2 separate regions of the Homo sapiens genome follow, and region 2 is linked to region 1. Evidence: read pairs that join two places in POLR2A ChIA-PET (ENCODE). Cell type or tissue: Panc1. All regions are shown on one strand. Each heading gives the region's core, and the rest is flanking DNA. Links, peaks and the distances in the headings are about the cores only. Region 1 overlaps NFIA (nuclear factor I A). Region 2 overlaps NFIA (nuclear factor I A).

The links. Peaks named below come from ENCODE experiments on the same cell type or tissue, not always from the same donor. Only the 100,000 strongest peaks of a DNase experiment are listed, where the experiment ranks them.
Region 2: POLR2A ChIA-PET joins it to region 1 with 6 read pairs; 4 of 35 experiments call an interaction of 5 or more read pairs at or near these places.

The regions. Positions count from the first base shown.
Region 1 is chr1:61,121,940-61,124,869 of GRCh38, forward strand. The region is part of intron 2 of NFIA (nuclear factor I A); the gene reads left to right. Among named protein-coding and RNA genes, the nearest start is that of NFIA, 41 kb to the left of the region's middle. In Panc1, for the core only: no CTCF peak of the experiment used is centred there; no DNase peak of the experiment used is centred there; H3K27ac peaks cover 28 bases.
Region 2 is chr1:61,217,288-61,220,217 of GRCh38, forward strand. All of the region lies in intron 2 of NFIA (nuclear factor I A), which reads left to right. Among named protein-coding and RNA genes, the nearest start is that of NFIA-AS1, 35 kb to the right of the region's middle. In Panc1, for the core only: no CTCF peak of the experiment used is centred there; no DNase peak of the experiment used is centred there.

The DNA.
Region 1 (2,930 bases), core at 122-2,621:
CTACCTTCCCTGACAAGAAAAAAAATCCAAGCAAATACATACATAAAAAGACACTCAAAGCATCATAGGATGTTATAGTTATAAGGGACCATAGGTTTCATTTAACGCACATTTTAGCATCCAGGTCCTACATAAAATGTATATTTTGTGATTGTGAATGGGAGTTTTCCATATTTAAAAGTTAAGTTTATTAATGTGTCATTTTACCCATCATGTATTTGTGGCCATTTTTTTAATACCACGAATGGGAACATACTGTATCATAGTTTCTTTTTATTTGTCTGGATGCTTGTGTATGCCTTTTAGTCTACTAATATGCTCACATGTGCAAACTAACAAGAGAAGATGGCAATCCGGTATTATAAACTGGTAAAGAGTTATAGTGCAGTAAGACTGGATTAACTGTGCTTTCAGCAGTCAAGTTGCTGTAAGAGTTATATTGTAAAGTTTTAGACTAACTTGCATGTATCCCAGAGTTTGCACGGTGTTGCTGAGTGTCTCGTTAGACATACACCCTACCTACTATTCTCTCCTGACATAAAAAAAGGTGGTAATTGAGCTGGCATCTAGAAAGTGGTGGTAGCACTACAGATTGTATCACTAATCCCAAACAAAGGAGTTGCAAAACACCTTTCTTTAAATATTTTCTCTTCATGGTGCAACTGGGGAGGGCCAAATTCCAGCCTTAATAAAGTTTTAACCTGACCAGTTGGTAGAAATGGCAGAGTAATAGAATGTTTGGTCCAGAAACCAATGTGTGGACTGTGTCTAGGATTAGACTCTGCATTTCTGTCTGTTCCAGATGAGCTGCTCATTTCTTTTCTTTTTTTAATTTAAATTTTTAAGTTCTGGAGTACGTGTGAAGGATGTGCAGGTTTGTTTCATAGGTAAATGTGTGCCATGGTGGTTTGCTGCACCTGTCAGCCATCTTCTAGGTTTTAAGCCCAGCATGCATTTGCTATTTTTCCTAATGCTCTCCCCCACCCAGCCCAAGCTCTTCATTTCTACTCAGTACGTATGTCCATGTATCCAGGAGAAATGGAGAGTTCTACTTTTGGATTCTTCTAGAGAGATTCCCTGTGGGACTTCTAACCCCTAATCAGTATTCTTCCGTTGATGATAATCTACTTAAATGATATCCTATCATCAGAATCCCTTTATGGAATTATCTTTGTATTTTGCACGTTCTTCCATTCTAGCTTCTAAATGTAATTTTTCCTCCCTTAAATCATTTTTCTAATGGAGACAACATTCAAATACATAGGACAGAGCCCACAGCCAGGGCGGGAAACCTGCATAGTGAGGCTGGTTTTGATACGCAGGCCATCCTACTGGCAGCTGTTTTGTAGGCAGCTTCATGTAATAGTGCAGAGGGTACAGAGAGAGAGACCTACACTGTGATTTCTTTCGTTTGTATATTTTGTATTGAAATTGTAGATTTTTTGGTTGGAATTTATTTGAGATGATTCAAGACATTTTGCATAGTACTCAAATATAGGTGAAAGAATTTCAAGTTTGCTCATTTTGGCATAATTCTAAAACAAAAGTGTTACTGTTGGATCTGGGCATGTGATGGGTGAATGAGTGTTTCAGTGAAATGACATAAGTCTGTATAATTTGGAGGGTAATGATGCCTTAGAACAAGAATAAATCTGGAGCGATGGAAAGGCTCCATATTCTAGATGAATGCATGCTTCCTCTTATGACTCTGAAAAATAAAATTAAATCTTTATTTATACAAATCCAGTGAGGGGGGAAGGCTACATGGTTTGGCTTAATGATATATTTCAGAACAGGAATATTAGCCTTAACCTCTTTCCTCACATTGCATATGATATTTAATCCATCATCTTTGTTTTAAACAAACAATACACAAGCTGTTGCTGGCATTGGTATAAAGCTGATGGTCCATCTGGAGAGCAGGAATATAGATCAGGAAAATAAGAGAATTGAAATTGGGTGCAAGGGCAGATTTGCATGTGTAAAAACCTTTCTGTTTTACCAGCTTTTATCAAATTATTTAATACTGGGCAAAACAGATTCCTTTTTCTTGAAGCTGAGAAAGATACCTCCTCCTAGAGGAAGAGTTGCTTCAGTGTTCTAGGAAGAACAATTGGTTTTGAAAGACAATAAAATAATGAGCCATTAGGATCATGTTTTGTAATATAGGGAGTTGGTGTGGAAGAGGAGAGAGAGGACTGCTGGTGTAGTGAGTTCTTGTTCTAGCTGTGTATGATCATTGGCCAGTCGTTCAGCTTCTTGGCCTTCAGTGCTTCCTTTGACTCAAGTCAATTCAGCAACCATTTATTGAGGCAAATGTGAGGATGTTCTGTGGGCTACCTATTTAGCTAGGCATTGTGGATCCATAGACAAGTATGACTGGGTCCTATGCTTATGAAACTCCAGGTCTTACAATGGAAACATACTGTGGTTGAACGATGTAGAGAGTGTTGTATATGAGATATGGGTGCACAAAAACAGGAAAAGTCAATTCTGTCTGGTGTAGACAGGAAGAATTGTATTACAAATCCTTCTTAAGGATTTTCTATTTTGACATGCAAGAGGAGCAGGCATTCCAGGTATTTGAATACTGAGAGATTCAAATTATCAGCAAGGTTCTTTCCAGTTCCACGTTTGTTGTGTTATCAGTGTAAAATTATTTGAATAGCTTTCCACTGATGAGTTATTAGCTGAAAAGTGTTTATTGTCATGGTTGAAAGAAAATAATAATGAAAGAAGAAACGATTACCTTTAGTGATAAAGTTGGGGCCGGATGGGACGAAGCAGTGCAATTTTTTTCTTTATAATTATTCCCCTATTTGAAAAATCAACTTGTATATGAGGCAGCAAACACCTTGCAGAGCAGCATTCCCTTTTAGTTTCAGGACGTGGTGGTGGATGGAACCACTGTAACCTGGCCTCCCTCCATG
Region 2 (2,930 bases), core at 282-2,781, 96 kb after region 1:
TTGAACTCCTGATCTCGTGATCCACCCACCTTGGCCTCCCAAAGTGCTGGGATTACAGGTGTGAGCCACCCTGCCTGGCCGATTAAACTTTTCAATAGCTATATCTACTGTATGGACTCTATTAATGTACATAATTATGCCCAGAAGAGAACTATATGTCATTATTAAATTTATGGTTAGAATAGTTGATCTATACTTTTTTCTCCTTAGCATTCCTTTAGCTGTGCTTCCAGAGCTGCTCAGAAACATGAGTTTTGCTTAATAATCCATAGCAGAGCTGAAGTCAAGAGGGGAAGGACCCACAGGACTTCAGCTGGATCTGGTTGGGAAAAGCTCAAGATTGGGAAATGGAACTTTGGTAGGCACATGTCAGTATGAAACATTTGCCTCACAGCCCCATACATGATTAACCTTTACTTTGCAGGGGAAAGGCTCACAGTCTTACTGCAGAATGAGAATAAACCTCATTTCAGTGGTTTATAAACTCTTAAATGTAACAGAATATAGGCCTAAAATTAGACATTGTATTCAGTCTGAGCTCTGCCACTTAAGAATTCTGGGACTTTGGGCAGGCTGCTTATTATCCACTAACCTCAATTTCTTCAGCTCCTAAAAGGGCAGTTGTCATACCTATATTATGGCACTGTTTTGAAGAAGAAATGAGGTAATGCCTAAAAGTGTTTAACATAGTCACTGGCACAGAGAAGATACTTAATAAATGTTGATTTCCTTCTTGTTCAGCAAAACCTTAAGGCAGAAAGCTCCTAAGGCATGATTATATATTTCATTCTTTCAGTAGCATTTGCCAAACATTTTTACCATATTGTTGCTAAGTAGGTAAAACAGAAAGACACATATCTAAATATGCAGAGACATATTTTGTAATGGAGGTACCACTCTGTTTTTGTAAGGCGTTGCTGATTCTCACTTCGCTTCTGCATCTCTGAATATGTTACAATTGTAAGAGATGTTTGAAGCTTTGGGGATCTTCTAATGGAAATGGGGGTTCTTCACCGAATGTTCATGTACCGACTTCAAGAGGTCAAAGAATCACGAATTGATATACAAAGTGGTGTATGTTGGAGTATAGTCGTCGCTTGGTATCTGCAGGGGATTCGTTCCCAGACATTCCCACAGATGATAAAATCCACGGATGCTCAAGTTCCTCACAGTCAGTCCTTCATGCCAGTGGGTTCTGTATCCATGGATTCAATCAACCACGAATTGAAAATACCGTCATCACGTAAAACTTGTAACATACATTCTAGGAAAAAGAAGAAAATAAAATCACCTTGGGAAAATAATCCTTAAAATTTTACTATGTAGGGATTTATTCTTCCAAACATATATATGTATTTTTGAAATCCTTTAAAAAATAATGCTGTATCACAAGCACCTTTCCCTATTATGTATTCTTCTACAGAATCATTTCAGTGGGCGTATAGTATTTCATGTTATTGATGGATCATTTGTGAAACCAATTCTGTGATGGTCACTGAGTTTGTTTGCAAGTTTTTATTATTATAATTAATGTGGCAATTAAGATCTATATTGCTCAAACATGACTGTGTACTTATAGATCATCTTTGTAAAAAAGCAGCATTAACTTGTGTTTTTAAAACATTTTTAAACAAAACTAAGTGATAAGAAATTGATCAACTCAGCCAGGCGTGGTGGCTCACGCCTATAATCCCAACACTTTGGGAGGCCGAGGCGGGCATATCACCTGAGGTCAGGAGTTCAAGACCAGTCTGGCCAATATGGAGAAACCCCGTCTCTACTAAAAATACAAAAAGTAGCTGGGTGTAGTGGCGGGCACCTATAATCCCAGTTACTCGAGAGGCTGAGGCAGGAGAATCACTTGAACCCACAGGGCAGAGGTTGCAGTAAGCTGAGATCAGGTCACTGATCTCCAGCCTAGGTGAAAAAGCGAAACTCAGTCTCAAAAAAAAAAAAACCTCTACCCTTTATTATTGCTTGCATACTTTGTAAAAGAATTTTTTCCAACCACTAGCCTCAATTATTTCTAAACTATTTTTAAACATTTATTAGATATATGGATTTGGCATATATAAGGAGTCTAGTTAGGCTTAAAACTATCTAAGGAACTACCAACTATCTAACATTTAAATAATAGAACAAAGAAGCCGGGTGCGGTGGCTCACACCTGTAATCCCAACACTTTAGGAGGCTGAGGCAGGCGGATCACGAGGTCAGGATATCGAGACCCTCCTGGCTAACACGGTGAAACTCCGTCTCTACTAAAAATACAAAAAATTAGCCGGGCGTGGTGGCGGGCGCCTGTAATCTCAGCTATTTGGGAGGCTGAGGCAGGAGAATGGCGTGAACGCGGGAGGCGGAGCTTGCAGTGAGCCGAGATCGCGCCATTGCCCTCCATCCTGGGTGACAGAGCGAGACTCCGTCTCAAAAAAAAAAAAAGAAAAAAGGCGGGCGGATCACGAGGTCAAAAGATCAAGACCATCCTGGCTAACATGGTGAAACCCTGTCTCTACTAAGCATAGAAAAATTAGTGGGGCGCAGTGGCCCACGCCTTAGTCCCAGCTACTCAGGAGGCTGAGGCAGGAGAATCACTTGGACCCGGGAGGCAGAGGTTGCAGTGAGCTGAAATCGCGCCACTGCACTCCAGCCTGGAGACAGAACGAGACTCCGTCTCAAAATAAATAAATAAATAAATAAATAAATAACGCATAATAGCTTCTATTTGGGGGTGGCAGGTAAACTATGGCATGTCAGGTCCCATCGGCATTTTCCGCCAATGATAGGGAGGCATGTTTTATGCCCCTGTCTTTCTGTTGATGAGAAAGGAGCAAGTGAAGAACTCCTTGGGTCTTAAGGAACAAGGACTAGAAACCCCACAATATTAGTGTTTCTGTTTTTTGTAATGATCTGTCACCTCCTGTTTGTTTTCA